3 separate regions of the Homo sapiens genome follow, and regions 2 and 3 are each linked to region 1. Evidence: chromatin contacts called from ENCODE Hi-C or POLR2A ChIA-PET data. All regions are on one chromosome and are shown on one strand. Each heading gives the region's core, a stretch centred on a gene start or an enhancer-like site at or near the end of the contact. The rest is flanking DNA. Distances are from core to core; before and after follow the strand shown.

Region 1 (3,168 bases), core at 336-2,835:
AGCAAAAAAAATTCTAAAAAATTAAAAGAAATAAACTGCCATAAACGAACGGAAAAGAGGCATTCCAGGGTTAGAAAAATTGTATTCCAAGTATAATTTTTTTAAAAGCCTGAAGGAAAGGCTCGAGTTCATCCAGGAGTTTAAACCACTTCCTTTGCCCCCCCACCACCCGCGCCCCGGGCGCCCCCAGGAAAACTTTAGCACAGCGCAGCGGCGCGATCCAGGCCCCTCCCCTGTGGCGCGCAGCGGGCCCGGTTTTATGAATGGGAGAGCGAGCCGCGGCCGCCACATCAGGTAGAGGCTGTAACTGGATCTCTAGCGCTGGGCCCCATTCACAAAACAAGACACACTTCCACCCAATTCTCAGCCTTCCCCATTCATGAAAACTCCTTCAGCTGCGCCCCCGCCCCCATTTCCAACGCACGCCCAGCCTCCGACGCAGGCCCCTCACCCCAGCGTTTTAGGAAGAAAGCTCAATGCTTCATTCACAAAAAGGGAAGAAAAAAAAAAAAGCCGCAGGGAGCAGCGAGCCAACGAAAGAAACCCGCTTCATTCATAAAGTCACCCACATTCATAAAAACGAGGTGCGGCGCCCGGCGCTACCAACCGCTTCCAATCCCCCCACCCCCAACATCTCTCCCTGGCACCCCCTCGTCGACCAGGAGTTCGGTTCCCCCCCGAGTTTTCTCCACCCTCTGAAAATGCGGCCGGAACCCTAATCCGCTGCGAGGCTGCAGCATCTTTCGGTGCTGTCCCCTCCACACCCGTGTTATCCCCACCATCCCCAGGCCGCTGTTCCGGTGCGCCCCGATTTTCTCGAGTCGCCGCACAGCCGGACGCCCTCAGCCTGCTGGGTGGGAGCAGGGCGACTGGATGTCCACTTTCCACCACCTGAAACTTGCAAGGCCTGCGTAAGTTCCTGGTCGACCCCCGCCCCCGCAGGCTGCACTTGCCTGTGTCATTTACCCCCTCCCGGTGCTCTGGGGGGCAGCGCCTCTCAGACATTCCCCTCAAACTGCTTCCCGCCCCCTCCTCCCAACTGCGGAGCTCCGCCAAGCGTCTCTTCTCGCGAGCCTCCAAGTCCCCTCGGGGCTCTCGAATCTCCAGAGACTGTGAAAGCCTCGCAACTCCGCGATCCCCCATCCACTCGGGAGCCCCCGCACTCGCGCTCCGGGGCGCCTCCCCCACGACGTGTGGAAAGCCGCTCTCCCCGCGCTCCGGAACCGTTAGCCGCACCCGCCCGACGCCTCCCAGGAACCAAACCGGACCGGGCCGCGGGGGGAGGGGGCGGTCAACCCGGGGGGGGTCACCCCAGCTACTGCACCCCGACTTTGAAGATTCTGAATCAGCCCGTGAACTCTAGCCGGCTGGGCCTGTCGGACCAGTGGCCGGACGCCCCTTCCGATCTCCCCCCTGCCCCCGCAAAGCCCCCTCACCTGAGGCGGCCTCTCTCCTCCCCTTGCAGCGGCCCCGGCGGCGCAGGCGCGCTCACGCACGCGCGCAGCGGGCCTGGGCGCCTGGGCGAAAGGCTGGGCCGAACCGCTCCGAAGACGGTGAACCGCTCCGCGCACCAGCGGCTGGACTCTGCGCCGCAGCTGCCAACCAGGCTGGAGCGCTGGCCCGGCCCCCCGCGGCTCGCTGCTCCGCCCGCCGCCATTGGCCCGCGGCCCTAGCCCAGCCTTGTTCCCATTGGCCAGAGGCCGTTCCCGCGGCTGTCCATCACCTCTTGTTTACCCTGTCTGCGGGCAAATCCAACCAAGCCGCCCCATCAACTCCGGCCCCCATTGGCCAGCGGTGCATCTCTCTCCACCCCCTCAGGGGTCTGTTTTACATAATTTATGCACCGGGGGCCATTGGCCAATCAGCACAGGCTTGTTTATATAATGAATGTAAGGACGTTTTTCATTCATAAAAAACGCGACCTGAGGGGGAAGCTTAGCTGAGTCAGTGAAGCACTTAAAGGGGCCGAGGCCAGGAGGAGCCGCCGTTACTTCCCTTCTCGCCGCTCTCCCGACTTTTCACCGAGGCACGACTCTTCCCCCTTACCCACTCACCCCCACTTCTCCATCCAGCAAAGCCCCGACCAGAATTGGGTCTCTTGGCGCCAGACGTTCGCAGCTGCAGCACCAAGCAAAGTTATCATTTTAGAATTCAGGGGAGAGGAATTCGTCATTCCACACAAACTCGCTGACCGACCTGGGCGTTTAGCCCACAGAAACACAGAAAACGGAAACCGAGCCCTCTAATCTTAGTTACCTTTAAGAGAGGCCTTAATTTCTTTTAACCAGGTTTCCAGTGGGAAGAATAAGCAGCATCTCCTTTTAAAATCTCAGCTCTCAAACAGATTTTTGTTACTATTTTGTACTGGCAAGGCCTAAGACCCAACCAAATCCCGTTTTCTCTTTAACTGCGGCTCGTAACCTCCGCCAGAGTGGGTTCTGTAGTCGAGGTGAGACAGGGTTCGGGCTCAAAGAAATCCTCTCCGGGGACAGCAGCAGCCAGTCCACCGACCTGGAAACCTAAATCCCTCCGAAACGGGCATGCAGACTCAGACTTTTTGCCTCCCTCCCCGGGCTGCTTGTTTTCCATTTAAGTATTGAATGCAAGATGGTGTATTTGCGAATTAGATCCCGTGCAGCTGGGAACGACGAGAAGCGGCTCTGCTTGCCAAACGATAGGGCACTAACTGCAATTGCTGAGATTCTTAACAGGGTGTTCCAGGAAACAAATAAACAAACAATCCTCTCCCCTCTCCGCCCCCTTACCCCCTCCTGTGAAGGCCGTGGGGCGGCTCTATCTTCTCTCCGGGGATGCTGGGGGCCTGTGACGGAGCTCTGTTCTCGTCCTGCTGGAGTGCCCTGCCATTCACGCCGCGTGCCAGCGGTGGGGAGGAAAGATGCTAAGTGACAGGAGAGAGCCCCTAGCAATGGGGGTCCCACGGTGGCCAACTCTGGGGCAGTTCCTGCCCCTGCCACCCCCACACTTAAGTCAAAGGTTCTTTCCTATCTCCACTTGTGTCTCTTAAACAGAGCGGACACTTGGTCTGTCGTTTATAGCCCTTGAAATGTTGGCGTGCCCCTAAGCAACCTGCAGCACCCGTGTTGAGTCCTGGGCTCAGCACTGACCAGGCACGCTGGAGCTGTTGACTTTGGAAGACTGAAATGGGCA
Region 2 (3,378 bases), core at 779-3,278, 720 kb after region 1:
ATATCATTGTCTTCACTTTAGAAATAAAAAAATGATGCTTATGACCACCTACCAGCAAATCTTGATGCGCCAGGGACTGGGGGGAATAATCATTGACTAGCTGGCTATTATGAGTCACAGTTTCCATTCCTGCAAAATGAGAATTTTTTTGACTTAGGGGTGGGGTGTTCTCTAAGCTTTTTGCCTGATTCTAATTCTTCTGCTAGAAGCTGTGGGTTTACAGAGGTGAAAAAGATAGCCCTTCCACCAAACATATATTCTATTATATATATCTTATCTATATATATTATATATATTCTATTATATGTATCTTATCTATACATATTATATATTCTATTATATATATCTTATCTCTATATATTATATATATTCTATTTATCTTATCTCTATATATTATATATATTCTATTATATATCCCTTCCACCAAAAATATATTCTTTTATATTAATAAAATATAAACCCAGGGTCCAATGGAAAAGACTTAAGGGCAGACACAGAGTGGGATGTGGTTTGTGTTAGGAGAGGGCTGAAGGGACATCATGGCAGGCATTTGTGTGACCTCCCACAAAACACCCTCCTCCACTCTGACCTCACTTTGTTCTTCCTTCCCTTTGTCCTTATTATTTCCTTTCTGCTTCTCTTTCTTTTCTGTCTCCCTCTGCCCTGCCCTAGAACGGTGCCTTTCTAATTGTGGGTTATAACACATTATTAGTAGGTCATAAAATCAATTCAGTGGATGTGGACCAGCATTTTAAAAAGGGAATTAATAGAATATAAACTCCTTAAAAGGCGTCACTCATACTCAGGATAATACTGCTGTGTAAAATTTGTTTTAATATGTGTCAGCATGTGTACACTGTGTCAAGATGTAACACTTACATCCTATTTTAAGACCCTGCTGTAGACTAAACCAGGACCCCCATGGTGCTCCAGGCGTCCCCACCCTCACCTGTGGCACCAGGAGCTCCTGCTGTCACTGGCCCAGCTGGGTCCTGTGTCTTTCTCTGCGTTGTCAGGGCCTGCGCTGGCAGTCCACCTACAGGGAGGTGGAATCCGGGGCTTGACGGCACTGGGAGGATCCTTCATCTTTCCAGGCTCAAGCAAATCCTCGCCTGGAGGCGGGGAATGGGCTAGATGACCCCTGAAACAGTCCAGTCCAGCATCTGAGAGCTCCTCTGGGTCCAGCCCTGTGCCGCCTTTCCACGCTTCCCTGCAGGGCCCTGGGGAGAGCAGAGAAAGCAGCTGCCAGCTCCAGGCAGTCATTTTACCCCAGGTGCCACTTACCCTGCGGAGGGGCTGGAACCAGCTAATCATTTTACCCCAGGTGGCACTTACCCTGCGGAGTGGCTGGAGCTTCTCAGGTTTTTCAGTTCCTGTGTCACCTCCCAGCCCTGCCCACCACATGCTGTGGGTGTCTATGGCTGACGAACGCCCCTGAGCCAGGCCAACCCCCAGCCTCCCAGTGGGTGGCTCTGTGGTCCCTGGCAGCCCCGGCATCATCCGGAGCACAGAGGCCATGGACACTCAGGGGATGGTCAAGGTCGTAGCTCCCTCCGTTCTTCCGTTCCTCCCTCACAGAGCTTTCAGCAAGATAGATGGTCATTCTTCTGTCCTCACTGCTCCCGGCATAAGGGGACCCCAGGGCTGGATGACTTCCCTAAAGAGGAATCTCTCAGGGTTTCCTGCAGCCGCTCCCAAGTCCCGTCTGGAGGATGAAGGTGGCGGACACATCCCTGACGCAGTTTCTCCTCTGCCCTCCACCCCTCACCCATCCCACCTCCTGGACTAGGAACTCAACCAGGACTTGCTTCAACCTGAGAAGATGGTGTCCAGCCCCCTTGGAGCCTGCCAGCATCCGGCGGGATTTCAGAGGGGCCTCCAGGGAGGCGCTGCCCAGCTGCCCCCAGTGTTGCTCACACAGCCCCCACTGATCTGCTCTGGGGAGGCCACGGCCCCAGAACGCGGCTTGTGGGGGGCCTGGGGCAGCAGGCCGGGAGACGTCACTTGTCCGCTGCCTGCTCACCCAGATAACTGCAGCTCCCTCCACTGCCGCCTACAGCCCTCCCGCCATGCCTCTGCCCAGAAGGCCCTCCCTCTCCAGTCCTGTCCGCCCCTCAAGGCCTGCCCAAACCTCCCTGAATTCTCGCCTGAGCAGACACTTTCCTAGCACGGCTCCCGCCGCGTGGATTACTCAGCCGAGCCTCAGTCTGGGGCTGCCCTGTGCTGGGAGCTTTATGCAGATGCTCGGCTCCCTACCCTGGCTTGTGAGCCGTGTGGCGCAGAAACCGCATCTCACTCAGAGCGAGGGTAAAGAGCAGCAGGGCTGGAGAAGCCAGCTGCCCTGCCACAGGCCAAGAGGACTTGGCCAAGTGACCATTGCTGTCTGTTTCCCCAACTGTAAAGGGGGCTGAGACCCTTACAGGGTTGTGAGGCTTAAACTTTGACAAACGCCTACCATCCCACCAGGCACAGGGCAGTTGCTGAGTATTTGGCGGTGGCTGCTGTTCCCCACAGTGTCCAACACCTCCCGGGGATGTAACAGGTGCACCACGGGCAAGACTGATGGGTTTATCAGTTCACTGCGGAGAGAGGCAGGGATGGATGCACTTGCTTGTTCCTCTTATTTTCCCTTATGGGGAGCAGTGACACTTGGCAGAGGCTGCCAGGGAGATGGGAAATGGACATTAATTACGGGAAAGAAAAGGAGGCAAGAAGGGGAGGAGGGTGGGAAATAGACAGGGGAGGAAGAAGGGACGGAGGCATGGTTAGAAGACAGGCAAGCAAAAAAGACGACTGTTTTCTTGGACGAACAGGGAGGTAGGGCCATGAAAAGCATGTGGACGCTTCTTCTCAGTGAATTAAGGCATTTCAGCGCTGGAAAGAGCCTGAAAAAATCAGACTCCCTTCACAGCCCAGCGGAGTGCAGGCCCTGGGAGAGCAGGAGTTAGAGATGGGGAGGACCCCGCCTGCAACAGGCACTGCCTGCTACACCCTGCCATGGGCAGAGGGGCTGTCCTCCCACCCCAGAGAGGCCCCATCCTTTCCTTTCTTTCCCCAAGGCTGCTCCAGCAGGGAGTTTAGCTCCATGGACACCTTTGAAGGCTATGAAGGTGCAGAAGACATGGAAAAGGTGAGCAGCGCTCTGAACGTAATTTCTTTCTTTCTTGTTTATTTCATCTTCTTCCTCCTTCCTATTCATCAGCTCCTCCTGCCTACTGTCCCTCGCCTCCATCCCTCTCCCCCTCTTCAGGATTCTCACCCATAAGGACCTGGTTAAGCCAGGGAACCGAGGTCACTAGTCCTCAAAGTGGCTCTGACCCTGCTAGCCCGGCATGTCCCCACGTGGCTGTCTCCTTGGCGGTGCGCTGGTGTCCGGTC
Region 3 (2,983 bases), core at 361-2,860, 820 kb after region 1:
ATGTCAGCTTCCAATCTAGTCTCTTGCATTCTCTGCTTCTGCCATCTATTTTCCAGTGTGGTGCCAGAGGAATCCTTGTAAAATACAAAGATGCATGTCATGCTACTGCACAGAATCTTTTAATAGCCTCCTTTTTTTTTTTCCCTTTTTCGAATAGGGCCTAAAATCTTCAATGTAGCATCCTTCCAGAAATAGTCTTCTGAACTTGGCTGCTTCTATTCATTCACGCATACATACATTTTACTGTCAGGAGCACCTTCTATATGCCAAACACTAAGCTACGTGTTTCACGTAGGTCATTTCACAGGATCCTGAAAACAACGCTTTCCTTAATATCTCCATTTTGCAGAAGAGGAAAGGGAGGCTCACAGGATGTGGAACTCACCCAAGAAGGCACAGCGAGTTGGTCATAAAGATTTGAATTCACTCTGGCTGGCACTCCCTTCAATTGGAGCTCTTTGTACTGAGCAAAAATGCCTCAGGGGCAGCAGGGAAGGGAATGACAGTATCAGCAGAAGGGAGCCAGGATCAGGACAGGGAGGAAGCAGTGTTTGGAAGAAGGGTGCTGGGGACAGGGTGCGGATGTAACTTCCCTTTCCAAGGTTGGTGATGTGGGGTAGGCACCTCATTTGGAGACAGAACTCTGGGCCTGGGCTTCAGGCACTTTAAGTGTGCACTGGACTTTGTGTTCCCAGAGGACCCCCAAACCTTCCAGTATCTCCTTCCTTTCCCCTTTCCCACCCAGCACACAGCCTGGTGCCTAGTGTGCACTCAGTAGACAACTGGGATATGACTATTGCCTCTGGTAGTCACATCCTCTCTTTGGGCTATGGGAGGCTGGACTGGAGGCCTTAAAGGCCCCTTCCGCCCTCCTGTTGGGCAGTTTTTCTTTCTTAGGGAAATCGCCTTGGGGCTATCGGGGATGGTCAGTACGCAGCTTGGTTAATCCTCTTTCCTTCCCCAGCAGCCCCACCGTCGTCCGGGTGAAAAGAAAGAACCTCGCTCCCTTCACCATCCAGGCTGAGGCTTCAGTCTTTCAGCCTGCAGCTTGGGGTGGAAGCCTCTGGGTGCAGGGGTTCGAGGACGCTCCTCTCCTTCTGTATTTGCCATTTGAGAGCGCCCAGTAGGAGTCATGCCTCAATGTTAGGAGGTTAATGCCAAACGCAGTGAAAGATTTTGTTCTTTCCTATTCTAGATAAGAGCAACACGAGTCTTCGGAGAGGTTAAGCGACTTCCTCAGGGTCTCGCAGTCAGCCGGTAGCAGAGACCGGGTGTACAGCACCCGCATGTTAGGACCAAAAGCCGGACACTGCTGGATTGACCCCTCGCGGCCAAGCGGGGAAGAGGCATTTAGGGGTCCTTGCGCAGCCGCGTGGCCCCTCCCACTCGGCCCTCGATCCACCCTCCTTGAGAGCAGGCAGGATTCTAGCATCACCCAGTGCCTTCATCAAGAGTCTTTAACCCCAAGCCCGCTCGCTAGCGACCTCCAGGCCGGTTTGGGGCGCGGTGTGGCCGGTGGCGAGAGGTGGAGTGGGGGCGGAGACCGACCCAGTCTTCGCAACTCTATTTGCATACGGAGGCGACTCGCTTCCTTCCCGCCCCTCCGCCGCGCTCTTCTTCCTTCCTTCTCCAGTCCCTTCCACTGTGCGTCTTCTGTCCCCCGTTCTTCCCCAGCGGACCCCTCTTTCGAGACTCCCTAGTGGGGTCCCCAGCTCCCGGGCGATCCTGCCCTTGCCGAGCGCGTTTTCTGGAGTCACCTGGGGGAGGGGAGTCCTGGGCAGGGCCGGGCTGGGGAAGACGCCTGGGGCACTGCCCGGCGTTAACAAAGGGAGCCGATACCGACCGGCGTGGGCGCGGAGCGGGCGGCCGCCACCGAGCGTGCTGAGCAACCGCAGCCTCCGCGGCCGAGAGTGCAGCGAGTGAGTAGGGGGTGCGGTGGGCGGCGGCGCGGCCCGGGCTATCCCGGGAGGAGTGTGATGCAAAGGGGCGCGGGAGGATAGCGGAGGCGCGGGGCCCGCGGCGCGCGTAGGGCGCAGGGAATCTCTCTCCAGCTCCGCCTCAGCTGCCTTGGCTCCGGGGCTGGCCGCCTTTTGGTTGGGGGTGTGTGCATTTTTGTCAGGGCCAAAGGGCCACCCTGGCTTCTCTCTGGCTCCGCGAGCCTGCGGATCCACAACAAACCCACGTGCGCACAGCCCCGGGGAACACGGATTTCTCCACGGCACCGTCAGTATGGGGTGGGGTGGCGTGGGGGCATTGCGCCTTGCAGAGTCTGGGTTTACGGATCGACAAATTGAGGCCCGCGGCAGCGGAGGGGGCACAGGCACCATAACAAACGCACGTGCGCCCTGCCCGGAGAGCTGGACGCACTGCATACCCTTAGGGGCCGCCCTGCGGTGCCGGGCCATTGTCTCAGCCTCGGGGGAGGGAGTGGCTCTAGAGGCGCCACTTGCTGGAAGAGGGCGAGAGAGACATTTAAAAGGTACCGCTTGGGCATCAGACTAAACTGCCAGACTTAAAAAGGGAAACCAAAACAAGAAAGCAGCTACAAAAAGGTTACTCCAGGCTGAGTCGGTCCCCGGCCGTGGCGCATTCTTTTGGGTGAAGTGGACCACCCCTCACCTTCACCTCCTGGAGGTCTCTTAGAGATGTGGGTTGGGTTAAGGGTCTAAGGGTGCCCCTCAAAAAAAGAGAGTGCTGGGTGCACTATTGTCCCCGCACTCCGGCGATTGCCTCTGTGGGGATATTTTGGTCGCCTCCTCAGCCTGCGGGAAGAATGTACGAGTCGCCCAGTGCGGTCTTGCTCTTTGCCTCTGAGGCCCGTGTCCGTGTGCCCAGACACCCCAGATGTCACTAGCCCCTTTTGGCTTGTTAATGCATTTTCGCAAGCAAGGCCAGCCGAGACCTCGTATTCTAGCTGGGGACGTACAATTTTCAGTTCTGAGTTTATTTGAAAGAAATTCCGAGGTCCGGAAAAAGAGAACTC

Evidence for each region. Hi-C counts contacts between places; a loop is a spot of excess contacts on that map. ChIA-PET counts read pairs that join two places held with the same protein, here RNA polymerase II (POLR2A). Pooled maps may share reads with other maps.
Region 2: a loop to region 1 is called in a map of CD8-positive, alpha-beta T cell, with 7 times the contacts of the local background. The contact joins the promoter of LINC02043 here to the promoter of ETV5 in region 1. A Hi-C loop is called at or near these places in 4 of 168 maps with a recorded cell type or tissue (B cell, CD8-positive, alpha-beta T cell, naive thymus-derived CD4-positive, alpha-beta T cell and 1 more), 1 of 37 single-sample maps with no recorded cell type and 14 of 50 pooled maps. POLR2A ChIA-PET finds 5 or more read pairs at or near these places in 2 of 52 experiments (A673 and activated naive CD4-positive, alpha-beta T cell).
Region 3: a loop to region 1 is called in a map of natural killer cell, with 18 times the contacts of the local background. The contact joins the promoter of ST6GAL1 here to the promoter of ETV5 in region 1. A Hi-C loop is called at or near these places in 1 of 168 maps with a recorded cell type or tissue (natural killer cell), 3 of 37 single-sample maps with no recorded cell type and 11 of 50 pooled maps. POLR2A ChIA-PET finds 5 or more read pairs at or near these places in 1 of 52 experiments (activated CD4-positive, alpha-beta T cell).

The regions. Positions count from the first base shown.
Region 1 is chr3:186,107,504-186,110,671 of GRCh38, forward strand. ETV5 (ETS variant transcription factor 5) reads right to left here and starts at 1,586. Exons shown (of 13, transcript NM_004454.3): 1 at 1,437-1,586. RefSeq lists enhancers at 309-368, 1,127-2,105 and silencers at 1,139-1,238, 1,269-1,898.
Region 2 is chr3:186,823,493-186,826,870 of GRCh38, forward strand. It overlaps LINC02043 (long intergenic non-protein coding RNA 2043), which reads right to left and starts at 2,029. Exons shown (of 4, transcript NR_125409.1): 1 at 1,815-2,029; 2 at 950-1,220; 3 at 53-129. It also overlaps the pseudogene MCF2L2P1.
Region 3 is chr3:186,928,916-186,931,898 of GRCh38, forward strand. ST6GAL1 (ST6 beta-galactoside alpha-2,6-sialyltransferase 1) reads left to right here and starts at 1,611. Exons shown (of 8, transcript NM_173216.2): 1 at 1,611-1,919. RefSeq lists an enhancer at 1,226-1,834 and silencers at 1,522-1,601, 1,842-2,031.